Regions from separate parts of the Homo sapiens genome. Here region 2 is linked to region 1. A link is a contact called in ENCODE Hi-C data. All regions are on one chromosome and are shown on one strand. Each heading gives the region's core, a stretch centred on a gene start or an enhancer-like site at or near the end of the contact. The rest is flanking DNA. Distances are from core to core; before and after follow the strand shown. Region 1 overlaps ESR1 (estrogen receptor 1). Region 2 overlaps ESR1 (estrogen receptor 1).

Region 1 (5,143 bases), core at 2,298-4,797:
TTTTTTTTAGTAGTATTTTTGTTTTATACCTCCAATGAGATTTACACATTAAGGAGGTTCTGTTTTGATGTGTTTCCAGCATTTGTTTCAAGATTTGGAGCTCCTTTTAGCAGTTCGTGTAGTCATGTAGTGCTGGCTTGGTAGTGGCGAATTCTCTTAGCGTTGTTTTTATCTGAAAAAGACTGTATCTGTCCTTCATTTAAGAAGCTTAGTTTTGCTGGATACAAAATTCTTGGCTGCTAATTGTTTTCTTTAAAGAAGCTGAAGATAGGGCCCCAATCCCTTCTAGTTTATAGGGTTTCTGCTGAGAAATCTGTTAACTTGATGGGTTTTCCTTTATAGGTTACCTGGTGCTTTTGCCTCACAGCTCTTAAGATTATTTTTCTTATCTTAACTTTAGATAACCTTATGACAATGTGCCTAGGCAATGATCTTTTTGTGATGAATTTTTCAGGTGTTATTTGAGCTTCTTGTATTTGGATGTCTAGGTCTCTAATAAGGCTAAGGAAGTTTTCCTCAATTATCCCCCCAGATATGTTTTCCAAACTTTTAGATTTCTCTTCTTTCTCAGGAACACCAATTATTCTTAGGTTTGGTTGTTTAATTCTGTCCCAAACTTCTTGGAGGTTTTGTTCATTTTTTTTTTTTTTTCTTTTCTTTTTTTTTTTTAATTGATCATTCTTGGGTGTTTCTCGCAGAGGGGGATTTGGCAGGATCACAGGACAATAGTGGAGGGAAGGTCAGCAGATAAACAAGTGCACAAAGGTCTCTGGTTTTCCTAGGCAGAGGACCCTGCGGCCTTCTGCAGTTTTTGTGTCCCTGGGTACTTGAGATTAGGGAGTGGTGATGACTCTTAACGAGCATGCTGCCTTCAAGCATCTGTTTAACAAAGCACATCTTGCACCGCCCTTAATCCATTCAACCCTGAGTGGATACACCACATGTTTCAGAGAGCACAGGGTTGGGGGTAAGGTCACAGATCAACAGGATCCCAAGGCAGAAGAATTTTTCTTAGTACAGAACAAAATGAAAAGTCTCCCACGTCTACCTCTTTCTACACAGACACGGCAACCATCCGATTTCTCAATCTTTTCCCCACCTTTCCCCCCTTTCTATTCCACAAAACTGCCATTGTCATCATGGCCCGTTCTCAATGAGCTGTTGGGCACACCTCCCAGACGGGGTGGTGGCCGGGCAGAGCGGCTCCTCACTTCCCAGTAGGGGCGGCCGGGCAGAGGCGCCCCTCACCTCCCGGACGGGGCGGCTGGCCGGGCGGGGGGCTGAACCCCCACCTCCCTCCCGGACGGGGCGGCTGGCCGGGTGGGGGGCTGACCCCCCCACCTCCCTCCCGGACGGGGCGGCTGGCCGGGCGGGGGGCTGACCCCCCCGCCTCCCTCCCGGACGGGGCGGCTGGCCGGGCAGAGGGGCTCCTCACTTCCCAGTAGGGGCAGCTGGGCAGAGGCGCCCCTCACCTCCCGGACTGGGCAGCTGGCCAGGCGGGGGGCTGAACCCCCACCTCCCTCCCGGACGGGGCGGCTGGCCGGGCGGGGGGCTGACCCCCCCACCTCCCTCCCGGACGGGGCGGCTGGCCAGGCGGGGGGCTGACCCCCCCACCTCCTTCCCGGACGGGGCGGCTGGCCGGGCAGAGGGGCTCCTCACTTCCCAGTAGGGGCGGCTGGGCAGAGGCGCCCCTCACCTCCCGGACTGGGCAGCTGGCCAGGCGGGGGGCTGACCCCCCCACCTCCCTCCCGGACGGGGCGGCTGGCCGGGCGGGGGGCTGACCCCCCCACCTCCCTCCCGGACGGGGCGGCTGGCCGGGCGGGGAGCTGACCCCCCCACCTCCCTCCCGGACGGGGTGGCTGCCGGGCGGAGACGCTCCTCACTTCCCAGACGGGGTGGCTGCCGGGCTGAGGGGCTCCTCACTTCTCAGACAGGGCGGTTGCCAGGCAGAGGGTCTCCTCACTTCTCAGACGGGGCGGCCCGGCAGAGACGCTCCTCACATCCCAGACGGGGCGGCAGGGCAGAGGCGCTCCCCACATCTCAGACGATGGGCGGCAGGGCAGAGACGCTCCTCACTTCCTAGATGGGATGGCGGCCGGGAAGAGGCGCTCCTCACTTCCTAGATGGGATGGCGGCTGGGCAGAGACACTCCTCACTTTCCAGACTGGGCAGCCAGGCAGAGGGGCTCCTCACATCCCAGACGATGGCGGCCAGGCAGAGACGCTCCTCACTTCCCAGACGGGGTGGCCCCGGGCAGAGGCTGCAATCTCGGCACTTTGGGAGGCCAAGGCAGGCTGCTGGGAGGTGGAGGTTGTAGCGAGCTGAGATCACGCCACTGCACTCCAGCCTGGGCACCATTGAGCACTGAGTGCGGTTTTGTTCATTTTTTAAATTCTTTTTTCTTTGTCTTTGTTGGATTGAGTTAATTTGAAAACCTTGTCTTTGAGCTCTGAAGTTCTTTCTTATGCTTGTTTTATTCTATTGCTGAGACTTTCAAGAACATTTTGCATTTCTCTAAGTGTGTCCTTCATTTCCTGAAGTTGTGATTGTTTTTTATTTATACTAACTATTTCACTGAAGATTTCTCCCCTCATTTCTTGTATCATTTTTTTGACTTCCTTAAATTGGACTTCACCTTTCTCTGGTGCCTCCTTAATTAGCTTAACAATCGACCTTCTGAATTCTTTTTCAGGTGACTCAGGGATTTCTTCTTGGCTTGGATCCATTGCTGGTGAGCTAGTGTGATTTTTTGAGGGGTATTAAAGAACCTTGTTTTGTCGTATTACTGGGATTGTTTTTCTGGTTCCTTCTCATTTGGTAGGCTATGTCTGAGGGAAGTACTAGGGCTCAAGGCTGCTGTTCAGATTCTTTTGTCCCACAGGTTGTTTTCTTGATGTAGTACTCTCCCCCTTTTCTTAGAGATGTGGCTTCCTGGGAACCGACCTGTAGTGACTGTTATTTCTCTTCTGGATCTAGCCATTCAGCAGGGCTACCAGGCTCCAGGCTAGTACTGGGGGCTGTCTGCTCAGAGTCCTGTGCTATGGGCTGTTTTCAGGTCTCACAGCGTTGGATTCCAGCACCTGCTCTGATAGAGGTGGCAGGGGAGTGAAATGGACTCTGCAGGGGTCCTTAGCTTTTGTTGTTTAATGCACTATTTTTGTGCTGGTTGGCCTCCTGCCAGGAGGTGGCACTTTCAAGACAGCGTCAGCTGTGGTAGTATAGGGAGGATCAGGCAGTGGCCAGGGCCTTAGAACTCCCAAGAGTATATGACCTTTGCCTTCAGCTACCAGGATGGATAGGGAATGACCATCAGGTGGGGCAAGGCTAGGACTGTCTGAGCTCAGACTCTCCTCGGGTGAGTCTTGCTGAGGCTGTGCTGTGGGGCAGGGGGGTGAGGTTCCCAGGTCAATGGAGTTATGTTCCCAGAGGATTATGGCTGCCTCTGCTGCGTCATGCAGGCTGTCAGGAATGTGGGGGAAAGCCGGCAGTTACAGGCCTCACCCAGCTCCCTTGCAACCCCCAAAACCGGTCTCACTCCTGTGCCCTACCAACAGCATCAAGTTTGTTTGCAGGCAGCGGATGAGCAAGGCTAAGAACTTGCCGCAGGCTACCAGCCTCCCAGCAAAGAATGTAAGTAGGGCTTTCATGCCTCCCTTCCTGTTGAATCTGTACACCAAATTCACTCCCTCCCCCAAGTTCTGGCCAGGTGACTTCATGTTTGGTTGGAATTGTTACAAAGTTCAGCTGGAGGTTTCCTTCTCGCTGTGGTCTTTTCCCAGTTCCTCTGGCCACCCTCCCCAAGGACCCCTGTGAGACAAGGTAGAAATGGCTTATTAGGGGACCCAGAGAGCCCACAGGGCTTTTCCCCTTGCTTTCTCTACCCTTTATTTCACTCAGCTGTCTAATTAAATCAGCTCCAGGTAAGTTCATATCCTTCTCCCATGATCTGGAGCTGCAGATTCCCCAGTGAGGGTGTGTGTTCGGGGGTGGGCTATCCCCCTTTCCTACTTTCACAGCTTGGGCACTCACAGTATTTGGGGTGTCTCCTGGGTCCTGTAGGAGCAAACTGCTTCCTTCACAGGGTCTGTGGATTCTCTTGGCTTTCCTGGTATATTCCTGTAGTAGTTCTGGAGCAGAAGTTTATGGTGTGAGTTTCCACACACTGCTCTGTTCATCCAAGTGAGAGCTGCAATCTAGTCCTGCCTCCTTTCCACCATTTTTTGGCCTTGACGTATTACATTTATTTTATGTTTGAAGTTTTGGCAGTTTTATTTTGAAAATTTTACATAACAAATGCCAAGCCAAATCCAAACTTCTTGGCCTAAATCATTTACAGATAACCTTTACTGAGCATTTACTACATGAAGGTGTTGTTGACACAGGGGATTTAAGATGTGATCACTGACCACAACATCCAGGCAACCTAAAAGTGAAAAGAGGTCATTCACAAAAAATAGGACCAAACTTCCTCCATTCCTCAAGGGACCTAGGACTGGAGTTGGCCTAAAAATTCCTGCTGTATCACCTCACCCACCAGTTTTGATCTTGCTCTCAGGGATCAAGGAAGCTCAAGGTTTCTGGCCCTTTTGGCTCATGTTCTTGGAGGTATATTCTATTGTCAAGTTAAAGTCGTACCCATCCTAGATCTGTTTCTCTCTCTTTGTGGTTCCAGTCTCATAGAAAACATAACTATGTGAAAACACCAACTACCCCATAAAGCTATTCTGAGACTCAAAGACATGAACTCTATTTTGATAATCACAAATTGATGTATAGATGTCAGATATCATTCATGTATTATGTAGCATTGTGGTTTAAGTCTTAGCTGTTGGAATCAGACTACTTGCATTCAAATTTTAGCTCTGTTGATAGGTGTGTAACCTTGAACAAGATACGTAACCTCTTCAGACCTTTGTCTCTTTGTTTGTCAAATAACGACAATAATAATACTAACTTAGTAAGTATGTATAAGGAGGCATGTAAAGCTTCTATTGTATTTGGCTTATGGTGAGCCCTTCATATAAATTGGTTACAATGGGTAATGAAAAGTACGTTCAATTTTTCCCACAAGGATTTAATCTAATCTCTAAATAAAATGCCAGTTTTAGTATACTGTCATCATTATAAGGAAACTATAATTCTT
Region 2 (5,138 bases), core at 1,516-4,015, 57 kb after region 1:
ACTTTTATTTTAGGTTCAGGGGTACATGTGCAAGTTTGTTATATAGGTAAACTCATGGCTCGGGGCTTGGTACACAGATTATTTTGTCACCCAGGTACTAAGCATAGTACCCAACAGTATTTTTTTTTCCGAACCTCTCCTCCTCTCACCCTCCCTCACGTAGGCCCAGTGTCTGTTGCTCCCCTCTTTTTGTCCATGTGTTCTCATTATTTAGCTCCTACTTATAAGTGAGAATATGCATTATCAGGTTTTCTGCTTCTGTGTCAGTTTGCTAAGGATAATGGTCTCCAATTCCATCCATGTTCCTGAAAAGGACATGATCTCTTTCTTTGTTTTTATGGCTGCAGTGTATTCCATGGTGTATATGTACCACATTTTCTTCATCCAGTCTACCATTGGTGGACATTTAGGTTGATTCCATGTCTTTACTATTGTGAATAGTGCTGTAATGAACATACGCGTTCATGTGTCTTTATGGTAGAACGATATATAATCCTTTGAGTATATACCCAGTAGTGGGATTCCTTGGTTGAATGGTAGTTCTGTTTTTAGTTCTTTTAGTTCTGTGTGTGAAAACACACCAGAGAACAAAATTGACCAGATCTCTGCCTTCACAGAACGTTCATTCTACTGTACCAGTTATTTCATGAGGAATATGAATACTGTTATTACTCTCTGCCCATTTCACACATGAAGGAGCAGAAATGGAGCAGAGTTTACTAATTTATCTGTTGCAGATAGTAGCTAATTGTGTGCCAGGTGCTGTTCCAAGCATTTTACCCCTGTTAACTCAGCTGAGTGCTTTTATTTTCCCCATTGTATGCCCAACTTATGGATGACAGCACTGAGGTAGAGAAAGGTTAATAACATAGAATAGTTTAGTATTAGGGAAACAATTTGAATTCTAGGACACTTTTACTGAAACTTAGCATAGGCTAAAGAAGTGATCGTGCATGTTTAAAGAGTTGTATCATTTTATCATTATTTGACTTTCTTTTCCAAAAAAAACAACCCTTCTCCTTTCTCTCTCTTCCATGTGACAAATACATGTCTGTATACATACATATATATGTAAATATAAATATATATAAAAATATATATAAATATAAATAAATATATATATATATATATAAATATATATATATATATAAAATTTTTTTTTTTGAGATGGAGTCTCACTCTGTTGCCCAGGCTGGAGTGCAGTGGCATGATCTCGGCTCACTGTAAGCTCCGCCTCCTGGGTTCATGCCATTCTTCTGCCTCAGCCTCCCGAGTAGCTGGGACTACAGGTGCCCGCCACCACGCCCGGCTAATTTTTTGTATTTTTTAGTAGAGATGGGCTTTCACTGTGTTAGCCAGGATGGTCTCGATCTCCTGACCTCGTGATCCGCCCACCTCGGCCTCCCAAAGTGCTGGGATTACAGGTGTGAACCACCACGTGCGACCCACATGTCTGTATATTACAGCCGTTGAAGGACACAACTTTTGCCATTGGGCGACCCAGTCCCCTAGTAAGTGTTCAAAAATATTCGCTATTATCATTGTTGGTGATTTCGAGGATTTGGATATAATTAATTTGAGCCTAATTTTTTAAGACTATTACATAACTATACAAAAAAATCATGAGAGAGCCTGGAATTTTGCAAAACTAGGATAGAAACCAGTTTCTAAAAAGCATTTTAAACATTCAGCTTGTGTATTTCTTTTCACTTGTATTTTGTGATCTGCCTCCATGCTTTCATGCCTTTCTCTTCAAACAATCTTATTACCACTAACCAAAAACAATTAAAATTTGATTGTTTTGTTTTTACATGTTGTTACAGTTAAGAAAAAAAAATTCTAGGTATTGACCCCTGCCAGTTTTCGGAGTTAATACTAACTAGTGATTTGGGGCTACATTTAAGTGCTTTAAGCTATCCTACAAGCTTAAAGTAGTTATACATGCAAATACTTAAATGAATTAGGTACAAGAATACAGAGGTAAGAAATAGAATCTATTGTAGAATAAATCCTATTTCAGATGTGACTGTTTTAGGATTTGAATCAACCACATATTACAGAAAACCCCAAGATAAAGCCTTGGCATAACCAAGACAAAGTTTATTTTTTTCTCTCACATAAAATTAGTCCAGACTTATTTTACCAGTGGTATGGCAACTCCACAGTCAAAGGGACCCAAGCTCATCTGACCTTCGATTCCCTTATCCTGGGACAGGCTTACATTCTCAAGGTCGACTCCTGGCCTAATGGGGCTACTGGAGCTTCAGCCATCACACTCTGTGCTTCCTGTTATATCTACTGGTCAGAACTTCAGATACATCTGTCTAAAAGGAACGCTGAAAATACAGTCTTTAAGCTGTGCAATTGTACCTGGAATAAATGAGTTCTTTTAATAAAAAGAGTTGAATGGATATTTGGTGGGCAAATAGCAGTCCATGCTACAATAATAAACTTCACAATTTTAGAATTAGATATCTTGTAATGAATATTCTGACGTGGTGTCAACTTATACCATAGATAGATTATAACTTTGAAAAGGAATTAGAACACAATAATAATAAATTCACACTAAGGCTCTTTTGGGGAAAAAAAATCTCTACCATTTATTGAGTGTTTATTATCTTCACAACATCCCTATGAGTTAGGGATTATTTTTGTGGACATTTTACAGATAAAGAAACAGAGGCATTGAGATGATAACTAGCTTGACTAAGGAGTGGCGGAGCTCTGGGCAGTGTGGTTCCTGTGTGCCCATAAGGCCATTGCACAATGCTGCTTCATCATGTAATTCAGAAAGTATTGCAGGATGTGGCAGTTGGTCATCATGAATGTTCATTGTTATCTTGTGGCTTTGTGAAAAATTCTGGTCATTCAAACGATTTGACTGTTGAGATTCTGTGCACATGAGATTGTACTGTGTACATGTTTCTAAAAATGTGTGTTATAGATCAAAATGCACACACTCATTTACCTCTAAGAACAGTTCTTATATTGAAGGGAAATTATCTGTACGTGAGAGAACAACGTGGTTTTGAGTACAAGTGGTGAACAGACATTGAATAGTTGTTTTCAGAAAGCATCACTCCCCTGTACCTCAGAACCCAGCCTCAGTGCTGGTTGCGAGCCAACAGCTTTGATGTCCTGAAGTTTTTGCATCACTTCTCTTTTGCCCCTCTTTGGGATTCAAAGATGATAAGTTTGAAGTGGAGTTCTACCGCTTCCATTGGAAGAGAAAAAGTTTCCGTGTGTGTGTGTGTGTGTGTGCGTGTGTGTGTTTACGGAGAGGAGTTCTATGCATCTGCAGAGGGTGCTGCCATCAACAAGGAGAACAGAGTGGGATGAAGGGTTTGGGAAGCCAGGATGGGCATCTCTGACGAGCTCCAGAACTCTCCACCTAAGTGTGCAAGTGTAAACACTCCCTGATGTGTGAACTGGCCATCTCAAGACTAAGTATTTAGCAGGAAATGCCCCCTATTCAACCCTTGCCTTCTCAGGTGTAGAGGTTGGGTTGTCTCTTCCATCTTTGTTTGAATTATGTCATTAATCAACCTTAGTGAAAGATCACTTAGTCATTTGTGACAGCATAAGTTCTTAATTGTTAGGAATCACTGGTGCGGCACACATCTTTTTCTATCCATGAACAACGTCAAATGCTTATTTTCTCATGAGCTTTTATTTTTTCCTTTTAAAAAAAGTTTCTTAGGATAAACACAGCCTTTTTCCTTGTCTCTCCCTTGCCCTCTCATCTTTTTCTCAATCTTTATATTCCTATATGTCACTGAAGAGTCCCCGTGCCAACGCTGTGCAGTGGGAGGCTCCTACCTCCACCAGCTTTTGAGGAGGTTGTAGTCCTGCAACCTTAGAGGTTCCACAGCCAAGCTGGGGGTCTTTCTGGAGCATGGGTGGTGAATCTGAGATCTATGCACCCAGGAAGCCTGACACATTATTGTGGTGTCTCAATTCTTTTTTTTTTAATTAGAAAAATTGTATCAAATTGCATTTGGTGAGAGCAAAAATAAACTGAAGTTGGTTGAGCTTTGGAAGACTACAAGCCACTGTAATATTTAAGATTTCTTGACCTCCAGAACTAACATTTGTCCTGTCAGAGAAAATAATTACTCCTGTTGAGAATACATGCATTAAAGTAAGATGTTCACTACTCTATATGATCACCAAACATTAAATAATATGTTTTACACATGTATGTACTATGTGTTCAAGTGTTTATAAATCCATGGAGCCAATAGAATGTAAGTTCTATGAGGGCAGAAATTTTAATCCATTTTGTTCCTAGAACAGTTCCTGACACATACTGGTGTTAGGGGTAGGTCTTCAGATTTTATGGATCAAATGGAATCTCCACACTTAAAAAAACTTAGAGAAAAACTGCCTTAATGTGCCCATAGTCTGGTTGGAAATGGCAGCTCCAGGTTCATTGATTGCTTTGTTCATTCGGCACTTTTCACTGGACATGCTATGAGCCCAGCAGTGTTCTGGGTTTTTGGGATACACCAAGCCCTGCCTCCCCGGTGCTTAACATTCTAGTGGGGGAGACAGAAAGAAAGCAAACATGGTGGACAACTTAATTATCTATTTTTGAAAGTTGACAGGAACTGTGGACAAAAGAAAACAAGAGCTGGAGACAGCAGTGCCAGGGCAGGGTGAGGGTCAAGTTAGAGTAAGCCTCATTGAGAGATCTTTTGAGCAACACCTGAAGGAGGAGGTGAGAAAGTTAGCCATGTGGAGGGAGCAGCATTCCAGGCAAGTGGCCCACCAAGTGCAGAGTCCTGACAGCAAGAGCAGTTCTGGAATATTCTAGAAACAGGAAGAAGACCAATGTGACTAGAGCAGAGTGAGGCAGGAGTGAGAGAAAATGTGATCAGGAAAGTAAGGTCCTGTGGCCACTAAGATTTTGGCTTTTATTCTGAAGGAAATGAGGACTCATTGCAGGACTTTGAGAGCATGATCTGACTTGTCACAAGTGTTCTCTTTGTCTACTGGGTTGAGAAGACATCCAAAGGGGGCCAAAGATTGAGGCAGGGAGAGCAGCTAGGACAGGCTCTAGCAATCTAGGTGATAAATGAGGACCGATGGTGGCTCTGACAAGGGTGGTAATGGAGACATGGTGAGGAGTGACC

What was found. A loop is a pair of places that touch in the nucleus more often than their neighbours do.
Region 2: a map of PC-9 shows a loop between it and region 1 (3-fold over the local background). The contact joins two enhancer-like sites. A Hi-C loop is called at or near these places in 2 of 168 maps with a recorded cell type or tissue (K562 and PC-9).

Annotation. Positions count from the first base shown.
Region 1 is chr6:151,897,749-151,902,891 of GRCh38, forward strand. All of the region lies in intron 3 of ESR1 (estrogen receptor 1), which reads left to right. Among named protein-coding and RNA genes, the nearest start is that of ESR1, 93 kb to the left of the region's middle. RefSeq lists an enhancer at 2,683-3,882. Within about 2 kb of position 3,548, at least 3 of the 41 ENCODE cell types and tissues checked have a DNase peak (open chromatin) inside an H3K27ac peak, as active enhancers do.
Region 2 is chr6:151,955,731-151,960,868 of GRCh38, forward strand. The region is part of intron 4 of ESR1 (estrogen receptor 1); the gene reads left to right. Among named protein-coding and RNA genes, the nearest start is that of ESR1, 150 kb to the left of the region's middle. Within about 2 kb of position 2,766, at least 2 of the 41 ENCODE cell types and tissues checked have a DNase peak (open chromatin) inside an H3K27ac peak, as active enhancers do.